2 separate regions of the Mus musculus genome follow, and region 1 is linked to region 2. The links are chromatin loops, found by intact Hi-C in ENCODE. Cell type or tissue: heart. All regions are shown on one strand.

Region 1 (8,000 bases), 66 kb after region 2:
GGTGGTTTGAGATGTCTCAAAAGCCTGGCAACTCCCCCTCCTCCCCAAGACCTGAAAAGCATTCATGTCTTGTTGCGAGCTGCTGGCAGCCGCAGGTTTCAGGCTGGGGGAGGGGAGACTACAATGTCATCCACAGCACAGTCTTTGTGATGACTGAAGACCAGGTATTCTATTTGTCCATCCGTGGAGTTTGTTCATCCATGGAGTGATTCTCCAAACACTTCAGTAGGCCTGTAGACTCCTGTGAAGCCGAGCCCTAAGATTATCCAACGAGCCAACTGCTTCAGACCAAGGATGGTCCCTTGACCCTCAGTCCAGGATGCATGCCTCATGCCCTTCTGACACGTAATGGTGAAGGAGTCACATGACTATCTCCAAGCTGTCTTTTGTGGGAGTGATACTTTAGTGGTTGCTAATATTTCTTAAGTAGGATGATAAGAAAAGCTTGTGGGCTGGTGAGATGGCTCAGCGGGTAAGAGCACTGACTGCTCTTCCGAAAGTCCTGAGTTCAAATCCCAGCAACCACATGGTGGCTCACAACCATCTGTAATGAGATCTTCTGGTGTGTCTGAAGACAGCTACAATGTACTTATGTATAATAATAAATACATCTTTAAAAAAAAGAGAAAAGTTTGGATAATGCCATCTACCTGTAAATGTAAATCATGGTTTTAACTGCCTGAAGCTTGCATAGTTAGAAATTATTACTCAAAAATGTCTTAGCTGCTGATACTTAAAATATAAAATATATTTATTTTATCATTACACTATCTTTAGAGGCATCTGCCTTTAGTCAGCTCATCATTCCTAAGTCTACAGCACAAACAAGAATGCCAGGCACAGAGGGGCAGGGGAATTTACTTTCCTTTGCAAATGCAGTTGCTTTGTCTAATTTTTCTGGTCACCTAGCAACGGGGAATGGGTAAAGTGTTTCAAGATGCATCTCAAGTCACACATGTGCACATGCATGATGGCCTTACAATATTTCCTGGGTGGACCAGAGAATATTCATTAGATGAAGATTGTCCCTGGGTACAATCAGAAAGAAAAATCACCCTGCCTTCAGCGATGGAGATGCAGCTTAGTGTAGAGCACTTGCTTTGTACAGATGAAGCTCTGAGTTTGATCCCCAACACTGAATGTCACTGGATGTGGTGGCATATACTGTTGTCCCAGGCCTCAAAGAGGTAGAAGAGGAGGGATCAGAAGTTAAGGTCACCTGGGACACATGAGACCTTATCTCAAAGTGTGTTTGTATGTGTGCTTGAATGTGTTCACACTATAATTTGAATAAACATTTTTCCAAGGACAAGACACAGATGACCAGAAAGGGGAGGGGGGGGGGGGGAGATGCTGAACATTACAGAGCATGAGGGAAAATCCACCAATCACAGCACTGACCACCTATGTGACAAAACAGAGAGAATATAACAAGATTGACAGGATATAGAGAAATCAAAAGATTCATACTTTGCTGGTGGGAATATAACAGTCCTTCATACCCAAGGTTCCTGCCCACAAATGTCCAAAACAAAGTTACTTGTAACAGCAAACAGCCACAGAAACAACCCAGACGTCCATCACCTGATAGGTAAAAGCAATGCAAGAGCCATACTATCTTTTGACTGTGAAGTTTCATGTGATACAAAAGGCTGCATATTATATGGTTCTGTTTGCCTGAAATTCCCAGGTTACGATCTATAGAGACTAGAAGCCATGGCCAGGGGCATGTGGGGGATGGGAGGGTGTGGACTCACTACTGACCACTGTGTGAGGTTTCATAGAAGACAACTGTAGAGGAAGTGTGTAGTGGTGAGCATAGAACATGCTGATAATATATTAAAAGCATTGAACTGAAAAAAATGTGATAACTCTGGTATATTACTTAAAGCCTATATCGCTGGTACGTCATCCCTAAAACTGCTAGGAAACAAATCTGCTGCAGTCTTCTTTGCTGGGATCAGTGCAAGAGCTGGGGGTGTTGCTCTGTGGTAGAGGGGTGATTTGGTGTATGCACAGCCCTGGGTTCCGAGCACATCTGGACTGACAGTGTCACTCAGTGAACAGGACTCAGGCAGTGCTGGGAGCTGAGCCAGGACCTCGTGTACCCTGAGCATGGACTCAGGTGCTAAATAAACTACAGTCTCCGCTCCAAACTAGATTTCCTAAAATCTAGCATATTTTTACTTTACTCCTTGTCCCTAACTGTGGTGGGGTTTTTTTGTTTGTTTTCATCTTGTGGGCAACAAGGTGGCTCAGGGGGTTAAAGACACCTGATGTACAAGGATCTGCACGGAATTTGATCCCTAAAACTCACAGAAGGTGAGTGGCAAGAGCTAAGGCCACAGAGTTGTCCTCTGACTTTCATACATGTGTCTTGCCCTACTAATGATTATTATTCTGTTGTTGTAAGTGATTATTGTGCTATTAAATGTCACTTATAAATATTCTACATATCATTATAATTACTATTAGTAGGGTCATTTAAAACCTCACTTTTATATTATATATAAATATTATATATGATACATACATATTATACACACACATGCATACATATATACATATATATAAAACATAATTATTAATGTTAGGGTCATTTCAAGCCTTGCTTTGTATGCCAAACCCAAGTTCTTTTCCCCCTTCAAGCTCATAATCTACATAAGAAATTTTCAAGATGAGAGCCTGGCAGCCTCATGTTGTGATATGTTCCTGAAATCCCAGCACTTTGGAGGCAGAAGTAAAAAGATCCAGAATTCCTGGCCAGGCTGCCTCATAGTGAGATCTTGTCTTTAAAAGTAAAATAATAAAATAACAACAACAATAATAAATTTAAATGAGAAAGAGAGAGACAGACAGGTACAGACAGACAGGCCCTAGTGACTGATTCTTAACAGCATAAAGTGTCTGGTCTGGCCTATCCATTTGAGAGTTAGCTGTTTTGTAGTCTACTTAAAGCGGGGAAATGAGGATGCCTAAGACTAGGAAAGTCTCCGGGAAGAAGCGGCTGCTTCCAGTGTTATACTCTATGGGTTTCTGTCCTGTGATTTCTTTTTTCCCAGCCATTTTATCATTAAATCAGGAAAGAAATGTGGATATCTTTGGCAGCCAGATGGGGATAGGACAGGGCAGATGTTGGTCTCACAGCACAGTGACCAGGGTTTGACATATAAAAATGCAGGTTTCTAGTTCAAGTTGAGTTTCAGATAAATAAATTTGCTTAAGTATGCCTGTGCAATATTTTAGACATAATTACACTAACAAAATCCATACATTCTTTAGCTACAGTTCAAGTTTAATTTGGTGTCCTGTATTTTTTTCTGGTAACCCAGGTTTTTGTTTTTGGCTTAATCTCCCCAGCATGGGTTCTAGTTCTGGCTCCAGCACTAAGGAGTTGTGCATCAGGGCGCATGGTTGTGCTACCCCGGGCTCAGTTCCCCCATCACAGATAAAGACTTTGGATTATTTGGATTAAGCTGATCTTCCGAGTTCCCTCAAGTTTTTTTTTTTTTTTTTTTTTAACTCTTATGCTTTGATAATGCGGCTGCTAGATAACTATATCCTAATTTAATTGGAAACAGAAGATAGCAATATGAACCCTGCCCTCCTCAGCAAATCTGAGTAAATACCAAGGCATGGCAGTTGGAATAAGTGAGGAAAACCGAACTTTATTCTTTGGCTTTGGCTTAAAAACAAATCAAAACTTAATCCTAATGAAAAATGTAAATTAATACCAGGAACACACTGAATATTTAAAAAACAGCTCTGCGTGTCCAAAGAAGGGGGAAGGGTGACTGAAAAATCCTTATTGCCAAAATCTGGCTTACTCCTTTTCCTTAAACTGGAGGGGGCGGGGAGGCCAAGTATTTTGGACCTCTGCCACCAAACCACAGGCAGTTCTCTGATTTGCACTGCATTTTGGATGCCTGACAAGACTCGGTGAAAACAAGTGCTATTTGTTTTCCTGTGCCTAGTATTTAACTGGAAATCAAAAGGCTAAATTTCCAATCAGTTGTTAAGCAGCCCCAGATGTGAGCTCAGGGCCGCACTGGGGGGAGTCAGCCTAATAAGGCGCATGCGCCACCTAACAGGACACATGCGCAGCTGTTACCTTTCCAAGCCAAGCAATGTGTAACCGAGGGTTAGTGTGTCCAAAAATGCTCTGGGAATAACTCAGTCAAGCTTGCATGTGGAGGAGGGAACTTAAAAATAAACAAATTGAAAAAACTCCTGGGTTCTATGGTTTTGCATTAAAAAACAAAATCTTTCTAACATCCTTTGGCAGCTCTGCCCCATACTTGAGAGCCCACAAAGTTAGCAAACCTTCTATGATGTCCTTCGTATGAACTGTTCACCGATTCAGCATCCGTTTTTTCTGCCCGAGTGCTTGAGGAAAATGACCCAGGGATTGACAGGGAAGGGTGAGTCACCTACGTTCAGAGAGCTTTCTACCGCTCGCTCGCAGAGCTAGCTAGAAAATTGGGAGTTGAGGTTCAGTGTAAAAATGTACCGTTGTTTAGATCCCAGAAGTTGGAGAAAATGAGACTTGCCCTCTTGCCTGTGCAGACGAGGTAGCAGCTTCCGGGAGGTGGACTCTGAGGAGCATGTAGGCAGATGGCTTAGGGAACTGTAAACAAACGGAGCTTCCCACCAGGCTAGAGGTGTCACCCCTGTGTCCTAGGGACCTGACTGCACCATTCAGTGAAGTCTTTCCCCAAATAAATTCTCTCTTGAAGGCAGATTAAATAAACACTTCCAGATTCGTGGTGGTTCTTTTCAGTATCTCTGGCCGAATGACTCACTGTGTCCCGAGGAGATTCCAAGTGGTTGTGTACCATGCGTTTCTTCTCAAGAGGCCGCTTATCTGTTGGTTTTGTGGCTTGTCCCTCAGAGATGTAATTATATGGGGATTGAGCCTTTCAGGAGCTGGGGTCAGTCAACTACCATATTTCCTAGAATTGAGTTTCTGCCCCTTTGTGGTAAGAGAGCCTCTCCTAAATGTCACTGTGGCACTTAGAACGTTGGAGAGAGTCCAGTTTCAGCTGGTAAACCTGGTCCAGAGAGGGCTTGTAGAAGCTTTTGTCCTGACAGGTTGGGGAGGGTGGTGACTGCAGCGTAGATGAGTGGCCCAGAGCCCTGGTTTGCCCTCTTGTAGTTTCCTAAGCGAGACATCCTGTCCAGGAGGACTCACCCAGTGTGGACTTTTCCTGGCTCTACTTGGTGTGTTGTGTCATGTCTGTGTGTAGGCACGGCCCCAGCCCTGTGAAGGCCTCGCTTTCATTCAACAAATTGAGGTTAAACAAACTTGAGTACACTGAACAGAAGATTGGTTTTCCTTGCATAGTCCAAGGAGGTTCTTTAGAGCTCTGGAATAAAGCTAATCTGGTGACGTAATGCATCTGCCCTTCCCAGGCACCGGCATTGATGTCAAAGGTTAATCTCTGGGGCTGTGGGTAACATAGTGGACAACCTCCGGAGAGCTATTTGGTAAGAAAAAATGAGTGTTTTGTTAAGGGAAGTTACAGAATGTTTTATTTTCATATAATGAGAGGAGAGGAAAAACTCTCCCAGGAGGCTCTGGGATGCTGATGTGAAACTTTTAGGCTGTGCCTGGGTGCAGATGGTGATGTTGTGGGACAGCTCCCAAAGCTACCTCACAACCCGTTTCAGGGAATGGCTGCAGCATGGCTCAGCTCCTTTCTGGGTACACACAAACTGTCCACTTTGCTTGAGACAATGTAGGTTTTGCATCTCCGATCCTTGTCATCTAGTTTTCTGGCTTAGAAATCATCTTATCGTGGGATAGAATCTGTATCTTAATCTCTGCTTTTGCCATTACTCCTGGGTGGTTTGGAGTCCCTGGTGCAGATCAGGGTTAGGGTTAGGGTTAGGGTTAGGGTTAGGGTTATGAACTGTGAGTGATCCCGTGGTGGACGTGGTCAGCAGGGTACCCTTTGGATTGTGAGTGATAGCCCAAGCCGGAGCTCATGCACCTGCCACCTACAGCCCACAGAAATGATAGCTCACTTGCTATCTCTTGCCCCTTTATCTTTATCTTTTGAGAAAGGTTGGCATTGCTTTGATCTGTGAACACAGGCAGAAGAAATCCCTTTCTAGACGTTTGCATAAGAAGGCTCAGCTTCTGCTCCACTGAGCAACAAACTGTGGGTGATGAACGTTAAGGTCTGTCTTGAAGCCCTCATGATGTGTTTGGAGGCCATGCATGCATGAGTGTAGTTAATAAAAATGAAAGAGTGTGTATCGGGGGCTGGATGCTTCAAAGTACTTACATACATTACTCCGTTTGTAATCTCTGTAACAAGTCTGTTATGTAGGTGCCATTGCTATTATTATCATAAAACTATTTGGCTGTATGATGCAGTTCTTAAAGATAAATTTCACGTAGGTATCATTTATCATTACTTTAGATGAGGAAATGAGACAGGGAGGTTGACAAGTGTGTGGACCAACTGTTGCTGGATGGTGGTTATAACACATAAAGGGGCAGGAAATTGACTGAGTATGTGCAACAGCACTCCCCCGAATACTGAACTGGGGGCCTTGTTGGGGAAAGCTACGCTGCCGGACCTGAAGGCAAAACAATGCTGTCATTGGTAACTCCCTTGTCTAGCATGGGGCCACAAATGGCTATCCCAAGATTAGGGCCTCAGAATGGAACTTCAGAGCAAACTGGGACACCAGGTAAGCAAAGGCCTCATTTTAACAATGCCTGTTGTAAATGACTTGGGAACTGAGGTATAGGCCCTGTGGCATTCCACTCAGCCGAGGGTTTGTCAATTGTTTCGTTGACCCCTTCCCCAAGTACACTTTTCCTCTGGGCTCCTGGTTGGACTGTTTTTGGATCAGCTCCATGGCCTGCCTTGCTTAATTAGTACACATATACCCTTAGCACCTCAGGGACCATTTCATCACCAAGCTTAAATGTGCTTAGTTCAACTTTCTTAGCTTTGGCAGAGGACACCGTCCTGGTTGTCTGCTGAGACTTGATTATAAACTGAAAACTGGGGGAAAGGGGCATAAAACTCCAACTTGGAAGTTCCCAAAGGACACCAGCCAGTGTGCCTGGCTTACGGCCCCTTCTCCAATGCTTCTCCCCAAGGAGATGTCCTTTAGGCTCTCTATTCCTTAGCCATTCTTGGGTTTGGTTGCCCAGTGGGCCAGAACGTACAGCCCATTTCTCCCAGGGCTTGCATCAGCAATTCACCGAAACTGTATCAGCCAGAGTTTCGGAGACGTAGACCTGGCAGGGGATTTACAGAAGGAGAGCTATTGCAAGGAACTAGCTTGCACCGTGGTGGAGACAGGCAAGGATTGTGCTCTCCCCTTTTTGCATCTCTCAAACCTTGTATAAATATCCGACCCAACCTTGGCAGACCTGTGGGCAGACTCCCTCACCCGAGGAAGATGGCCTTTGCAGGATCCCATGTGGAAGGGGCATGGTTTCGGGGAGCCCAGCAGTTTTGATCTGTGCTTATTCTTCGCTACACTGTATGATACATTTCATTTAATGGCTCAGAGCTCCTTTCTTCAGTTGTCAACCATAAAGACACAGACTCCACGTAGGATCTATTTAGCAAGAATTCATGTCCAGGCTGTGTGACTGTTTTCCTCCCAGTGTTGAGCTGCTATGGGGCCTGGGGTTGGAGGAGCTTGGCCCTACCACACAGGGACAGCCTGTTCAGTGCCTGACAGGGGCTCTCGGTTCTGTCCTCAGCCTTGCTGCCTACCCTGGGGCCTGGGGAGGTCCTCCAGTTTCTTGGAACTGTTATTTCCTGTCATGTAATAGATGACTAGCATGAACAGGAAGATCTCTATAAAGGGCATTCGAAGACCCTATCTGCTGTCTGGCTTTTGTAAAATTCATTTCACGTCCTTGAACTTGGCTTGACACATTGGATGTAAAGGAAAAAATAGCCATCCATAGTGAGAGGTTCCTAGAAGTATAAATGGAGGGCCTGTACAGCTTGAGGGGTGTGGTA
Region 2 (8,000 bases):
AGTAGTTGTTAGTACTACAGATTCAAATTCTTGAAATTGTCTTTTAAATTATGTCTTTAAAGAATATTTATTTTAGAGTGTGTGTGTGTGTGTGTGTGTGTGCGTGCGCCTCTCTGGGGGCATCTGATTTTCTGATTTTCTGGAGCTGGAGTTACAGCCGGTTGTGAGCCATCTGACATGGATGATGGGGACTAAACTGAACTCTGGTCCTCTGAAAGAAGAGCAAGTGTGCTCTTAACCTCTCCAGCGCCTGGTTATGTCCTTTGGTAAACTATGGAGCTGCATTTGAGTCTGCAGCTGTGTTAGGAACAGCTGGGTTTGGGGGTTATCCTCCCTGAGTTCTTCTTTTTATGAGGAACAATGGTCTGTTGCTTGCAAAGAACTGGTTGTTTGGCTTTCCCTTATAGAAAGGCTACTGACATCTATGAGTCTACTGTGAAGCTTGGCGCTTCTTCTGGCCTGTGCTCTGGGTGTTTCTGCATTCTCAGGTTTCCTGATTCCATAGCCGTTGCCTTTCAGTCTGGTGTGTCTCTCTGCATTTGCTATACCCATGAAGTCATGAAGGCCCTCAGCTGCTCACCCTGCTCTGTAGACATCAAGAAGTTGAGGGAGAAAAGAGGAGAGAGCCTGGAGGTGGGGTGTGCCGTCAGCTGCAATGACACTGATGGGAACTGGCTTTAACCAGAGCTCCTTCTCAGAACAATTCAGGTCCACCTTTGCCCCCTCAGCCCTTCATTTCCCAACAGGCTGTGAGCCCTGGGGCCCAGCCAGCTGTTGTGGGACCAGAGCACTGTCTCGAAGGTATCTCGCCCTTCAGGCCAATGCAGTTCCTGTGGCAGTTGCTATTGTTTGCTCCTGATAGTTCATCGTGTGGTCTCCTGTCGATCAACTGAACCAGATCAGCTTTAGTTTTCCTTTAACCAACGATTTCAGTTAAAGCCTAACCTCAAACATCCTGCTGATTTCCATGATCACAGCCCCAGGCCTGCACACAAGGCCGTGAATTCAGCGCCAAAGCCCTTATGGCAGATTCTCTTTCCTTCAGCTCGCTAATGAGGCCAAAATACTGATGGAGAGGTGGGGAGGTCAGTTGGTCATATTTGGGGATTCATCATGCGGGGTGAGACTTGGTGCTGGCAAATCTAGTAATTTATGTATTTAGTCTCTGTGTATGTGCATACACACGCATGCATGTTCATGTGTGTGTGGCTGCACTACTCTGTGTGTACACATGCTGGGAGAGGGCAGAGGATAACCTGAGCCTTATGTCTCAGACACTTTGTACTTTTTGTCTGTGACAGGGTCTCTCATTGACCTGGGACTTCACCAACTAGATCAGGCCAGCTGGCCAGCAAGTCCCACATATTTCTATCCCATCTTACCAATGATGGGATTTCAAGTGCTCTTTCTCCACCATGCCTGGTTTTTCACTTGGATTCTGGGGATCTGAACTCAAGACCTCATGAGTGCAAAGCAAGTACTTTATCTACTGAGCCATCTCCCAGTCTCGAAGCTAGTGCTTCATACCAAGAAATTGTAAAGTAGGGGAAACAGCCCTAGACTCTTCCAGGGTTATCCTGTCACTGTCAGAGTCCCAGGCGCTGTTGCCTTAGGAGTGAGGAAGAGGCTTGTTCAAGGGTGCCCTGGCTGCGCTGTCAGATTCCCTAGGGTGGTTCAAGCTAGCAGCAGGATGCTATTCTGGACAGTGCAGCCAACCGTCTCTCTGGCATCTGTCAGCCAGTAGGCATGTTAATAACAAGTCAGTCGGAGAGAAGCCTGCACTGGTCATAGCTACCTTGCCTTCTGAATGTGGGTCAGAGAGACTGAATAGATACATTCATTCAGTGATCAGGGAGTGGCAGCACCTTTACCCAAACAGGGTGATTTTCAGCTTTTTGATGACACACGCTGTTATTGTTGTAAATAGGACTGGCTGAAAATGTGCCCCTGGGAGTTAAGGCTTTGCTCTCTTCTCTACCACAGATCCTGTCTCCCTGTATCTCTGATCATTCTGTAAGTATCTGTTAAGGGCCAGAGACATACACAGATGCATAGGAAGGAGAGGGTAACTGGGGGTCCTCCTTTGTGTCTCCTCCTTACCAGTCTTTGGCACTGTCCATCAAGGACAGGAAATAGCCATCGGTTCCTTTGGTAAGAGCAGTTTTTAGACAGGTTTGGAAGAGGAAATGAAAACTGTTGAAAAACAGGAGATCTGCGGACAACTGCTAGAGTCTTCTTAGTCCTGTTTCCTGGGAACTCTTTCCCAGTTACCACTGAAAATGGTGGTTTTTTAAGTTTAACTAGCTTGTAGGTGACGCATGCTGGGAATAGAAGCCAGAACCATCCCATGCTATAAACTACCAGCCTGGGTGTGTCTGCCCTGGTTCTGTGCCTCTGGTTGCTGTGATTTGAAACTTCAAATGCTAACTGTGTGCCTAGCACTACACCTCACACCTCCAAGGCCACCCAGGACCTTCCTCTATGGTGGTATAGGGTATGGTGGAGGGGGAGGGACAGAAGCTTTGCTTTGGTAAGGCCTGGTGTTTGCTTGAACCCACAAGTGGACTGCAGGTCTGTGGGGAATCTGAAATACTAACTTCCAGCCATGCTGTGTACAAAATGAAACCAGAAAACAACGAGGCGTGTGTAGAGCAAAAAGGACTGAAAGTGACTGGAAAGATGGCTCAGCAGGTAAAGCAACCGACCTCTGTGCAAGCCTGGTACCCGAGTTTGGCCCCAGATCCCACATGAAGGTGTAAAGGGAGCACTGGAGCCATAGTGTCCCCTGATTGCCAGCTATGCATGTACACACACATGCAATAGTGAAGGATAAAAGAGAGAGAGGCTGAGGATAAGGCTCTGTGGGAAAGTACGTGCTGTGCAAATGTGAGAACCCGAGTTCAGATCGCTAGTACCTCGGGAGATGCCCGGTGGGTGTGGTGGCCCAGTGCTTGGGAGGTTGAGGCAGGACCCTTGGAGCAGGAGGCTAGCTGGACTAGTTGAATCAGAAAGCCCTGGGTTCGAGACAAAGGCCTTGCCTCAACATATAAAGCAAGAGTCACAAGGGAAGACAGCTGACCTCACCTCCACGTTCACATCCACATCCATACGTGTGCATGCACACTTACACACGTGTGAAAAAGGAGGAACTGGGCATCCTGGCAGATGGAGAGGAAGAGGCAGGAGGATTGCTGCAAGTTTGAGGCCAGCCTTTCATTTCTCTGGTACTCATTTTCTTAAACTACAGTTGAGATTTCCTTTTGTTTTCCTGCACCAGAGAGAGAGAGAGAGAGAGAGAGAGAGAGAGAGAGAGAGAGAGAGAGTATCATGCTTGTAATCCAGGCCTGCAGATGGCTGGCAGCTGTATGCCTCAGCGTTTGGAAATAAAAGGAATTTTAGCCCTTCATGAAAGGTAGACATTGAAAAACTCTTTCTCTGCTACGATTCTTATCTTCCCTTTTTGGATTCCCAGCACAAGGAAGTCATTTGCTACAACAAGGATTTGTGGAAACACATTCATTCAAATACAAAAAGAGAAAAACTTGACTAGTGTGTCAAGCAAGCCTTCCCTGTGACAGTGCTGGAATACGAGTTTACATGCCACAGTTTAAAGTTTAAATCATTAGCGACAAGCTCATTGCAGCCACTGGTGAGTGTGTATTTACTGCAAAGGCCCGAGAGATCTAAGCTCACGGCAGCACACATCCCCCTGGTTATCAGTACCATCCTCATGGCTGAGCTGGGGCCCTCGTTCCAGAAAACATACTTCCTTTCGTGTTGGAAATAATCCGCATTTATTTTGACCTTCAGAGGACTCGTGGCCTTGCTGGAGGACATGAGCCAAAATTTATCCTGGCAAGGCCAGAGCTGTTGGAGGCTTGTCTCCACAGGGATTGCATAGAGTGAGCCGTTAGAGGCAGCAGGAGGAAGGTGGCTGAGGTCAAACAGACATTCCTGAACTTTCCGGCCTGAAAATTAAAGGGGTACTTAAGAAAAGCAGTATTTGCAGCCCCTCTCTCTGTGTCTGTCTCTCCATCTCTGTTTCTCTCTGTGTGTCTGTGTCTCTCCATCTCTGTCTCTCTGTCTCTGTCTCTCTGTCTGCCTCTCTATCTCTGTCTTTCTGTTTCTCCGTGTCTCTGTCTTTCTGTCTCTGTCTCTCTGTCTCTCTCTCACCCCTCCCCTTCCCACCCCAGAGTTCCTGTTTGTCTGACTTTGCCAAGGTTAGAGTGTTCTTTGTAGCTGACCTTGGTAGGAAGAGGACATCGAATCTCATTTGTCACTGTGGATTAATGCCTGTAATTCTCTAAAGTTTGTCAAGTGCAGATCTCAGAAGATGGATCACATGACTTTTGAGCAGTATTCCTTGGTTGTAAAAATGTTGTTAGCTGAGGATGCAGCTTATGCCAGTCTTTGCCTAGCGTGTGTGCAAGGTCCCAGTTGGGGAGATATTTTAATCCATCAGGTGCTGTTGCGTAAGCACAAGTCCTCAAGTTCCGTTTCCAGAATCCATGTGGAAAGTCAGGCATGATGTGCATGCTTGTTCCCTGTCCCCATGCTGGGGAGACAGACACAGGTAGATTCCTGGGGCTCACTGGCCTGACAGCCTAGCCCGATGGTGAGCCCATGGTCCCAAAGAGACATTCTGTCTCAAAAAACGAAACAAAGCAAACCAAACCAATAACAACAAAACCCCAAACAAGATGAATGGCTCCTGAGGAATAATATCCAGGTTTGACCCCTGGTCTCTCTTCTCATGCACACATATATGCATACATTCACACACACACACATCCCCCAAGTTTGATCCCCAACATGGGCAAAATATGAATAAATGAATAAGCCCTTATAAAAGTACCGTCAGACTGTTAGGTGGCTGGAGATGACTGTCATGGTGTCTTCCCTCCAACCTCACCTCAGCTGAGACAGCGACCAAAGCGCAAGGCAGAATTCAAAGGACTGCTCTTACTGCAAAGCCAATGTGCTAACTAGAGGCTGCGTGGCGAGTGTGAGAATCCTTAGCTAGACCAGAGTCTCTTGTGACGCTGAACCACAGTTAGCATCTGTTATATTTCTAGCTGTTTTAGAAACAGGAGATGCTGAGGCGCTAGATAAATCACACGTGGTAACATTAAGACATTTGTTTTACTAAGAATATCCATTATGTGAGAACAATTAAAAATGATCATTTTAGAGTCAAGCTCTCAGTTTGATTTGGGGGAGGGGTAAGTATTTTATATCATACTTACATGAAGAATATGGATACTGATGGTCTTAAATACTTCATGTCACTGTTGATGTTTACTGTGCCGGTGAAGAGTTTCATCTGAGCCCAGTAAATGGGAACCACATTCTGTAATGATTTTCAGAACATAAGGTGAAAGAGGTTCCATAAAATACTCAGGTGGGCTGAGTGATGAGATGAACATCTGCTAGGGCTGGGACGATAGCTCAGTGGTAGAGTGTTTCCCTCGCATTCACAAGGCCCTGGGTACAATACTCAGTACAACCAAAAAGGAAAAATAATAGGGAGATAGATAAATAGATAGATAGATAGATAGATAGATAGATAGATAGATAGAAGATGATCATTTAATCCAGGACAAAGGATTCTGACCTTATAGCTGTGTGCCAGCCACCTTGGTTGTCTGTGTGTTTTCTTAACTACACAGGAAGAATGTTAACAAGTCTAGGTATAAAAGAATACACTATGCAATGTGTGTTCAGCCCAACTTCATGCCCAGTGCAGGTGAGAGGGCAGGATGATAAGAGTCTGCAGGCGAGAGCTAGAGAGGTGATCCCCGGAACCCACAGAAGGACTGTTCCATCACTCAGAGGCAGGAGCAGATCCCTGGGGCAAGCTGGCTAGAAGGTTAGCTGTAGAGCTCTGGGCGCAACCCAACCGAAAGACCCTGTCTCAATGAACACCGTGAACAATCAAGGAAGACTTCCGTGTCAATCTTGGGACTCCACATTCATATGTGCATGTGCACATGTGTGCCCCACATGTGTGACTACACATACATTATGCATGCATGATACACATATATGCATGTCCAGTGCATGCACACACACACACACACACACACACACACACACAAACAGAGGAAGAAGTTTGCAGGACTGGTTATGTGTAGGGAAAATAAGAAAGAAAGAAAGAAAGAAAGAAAGAAAGAAAGAAAGAAAGAAAGAAAGAAAGAAAGAAGGAAGGAAGGAAGGAAGGAAGGAAGGAAGGAAGGAAGGAAGGAAAGAAGGAAAAGGAGGAAGGAAGAAAGGAAGAAGAGAAAGAAAGAAGGAAGGAAAGAAAGAGAAGAAAGAAAGATAGATGTGTGTTTTGATAATCTTTGTCAAGTGTTTTTTCAAAGACTGGCCTCAGATTTAAAGCATTATCCAGATGTAGTCTTTGGCCTCCGGTAGTCTTCTGATAGGAACTCGGCCTGGAGCTGAACTTGGACACAGCCTGTTTTCTCTTCTGTTTAATTACTAAGTGTCCAGTCTGCCTCTCTTTGTTATTTCTCTTCTTGCCCTTCTGTTGCTTTCTTCAGGGGCTGCTGTTTATTCTGGAATGCAGGACACCCACATTTAGAATTAGGGTTTGTGTGCCTCGATCCTAACCAGGAATGGGGAAAATGTGATCTGATGTTTTAATCTACAAGTTTTAGTAGACTCAGAAGGGTTCTAATCCACAGCTATGTGCTCAGAATTCCAACCTGTAAAGCCTGCGGGTTCACTGGTTAGTGATAATGCACCAACCTCGCTCTTCCAGGCTCAGGCTGTGGAGGCTGCTCACTGTGTCTTCATTGGCTTCTTCTTTATTGTGTTCAAGAGGAATCTTTCTTTGCTTGCCAGCATCGGTCTATATGCCATTAAAATCTAAATTGTTTTCTGTTTTTGTTTGTTTCTTCAGTGCTGGGATCAAACCAGAACCTCATACAAGTTGGACAGATGTTTTCTGTTTAGTGCCAAAGTTCAGATTTCTTACTGGGCAAGTCTAACTCATTAATATTTTACAGATATCTCCTGCCCAAATTTATAGAATTTTTTTTGATGCCTGTTGCTTTTGTTCATTTTTGGTAAGACAGGCAATATTTGCTCCAGGTGAAACTCAGGTAAAGGAAACCAGGGCAGGCAGCTTGGACGCCTCAGATCTAAGCCAGAGTCTCCAGACTGCCAAGATCAGTGTTTCCTGTTGGTTCTCACTGTAAATTGTGGCCTTTTCTTTTGGAGAGTGGGATAGGGTGGAAGAAGAAATGAGATACTTTCCAACTGAATTTCCATATATTGGTAATATATCTTTATTTGTGTAGAACTTTCCAGTTTAATTATGAAAAACTTTTAAGTCCAACTCTTAATAGTTTTTATACCTTCCCTTGGGGGTAGCGAAGACAAAAATTATCCCTGTGTTTAAAAAGAAAAGACAGGTCTTGGAATGTCTTCAGTAGTTAGAGTACTGGCCTAGTACACACAAAGCCCTGGGCTTAATCCCCAGCACCGTATAATTGTGCCTATCAGCATGTCACAGGCTGTGTGTTCAAAACCATCTGCCTTTAGTTTGTTAATAGTATAGTAGAAGTTCGTAGGGCTGGGTGTGCTAGCGATAAACTCGGTAAGAACCCACTTTAGGGTGGAGGAGGGGTGGAAGGTAGAAGGCTATGCTGTAGATCAAGGCCTGATACTGCTCATTTCTCTATGTGTCTAGTTCATAGGCTGACTAGTTCAGTATAATAATGCATTACATAGAAAAGAAAACGTAAGTCTGTTGTGGCTTCCAGACAGTTTTAATGTTTTTTGGAAAATCTCTCACTTATCGTCTTTAATATTCCAAAGCTTTATTGTGACTCGCTTTAGCTGTACAGTAATAGAAGAGGAGACCTTGTTGCGTGGGAGGGGGAGATGGCTCAGCAGTTCAGAGCACTTACTATCCTCGAAGAGGACTTGGGTACAGTTTCTAGCACCCACAACCCCTGTAGCTCCAGTTCCAGGGACTCTGACACTCTGTCTGA

Evidence for each region. Hi-C counts contacts between places; a loop is a spot of excess contacts. Peaks named below come from ENCODE experiments on the same cell type or tissue, not always from the same donor. Only the 100,000 strongest peaks of a DNase experiment are listed, where the experiment ranks them.
Region 1: it touches region 2 in a loop (2.3-fold over the local background); 5 of 42 quality-filtered maps call a loop at or near these places.

The regions. Positions count from the first base shown.
Region 1 is chr5:107,164,058-107,172,057 of GRCm38, reverse strand. The region is part of intron 4 of Tgfbr3 (transforming growth factor, beta receptor III); the gene reads left to right. Among named protein-coding and RNA genes, the nearest start is that of Gm42146, 74 kb to the right of the region's middle. In heart, no CTCF peak of the experiment used is centred here; DNase peaks (open chromatin) are centred at 3,937 and 5,227; H3K27ac peaks cover 1,252 bases.
Region 2 is chr5:107,229,957-107,237,956 of GRCm38, reverse strand. All of the region lies in intron 2 of Tgfbr3 (transforming growth factor, beta receptor III), which reads left to right. Among named protein-coding and RNA genes, the nearest start is that of Tgfbr3, 56 kb to the left of the region's middle. In heart, no CTCF peak of the experiment used is centred here; DNase peaks (open chromatin) are centred at 1,706 and 3,816; H3K27ac peaks cover 4,124 bases.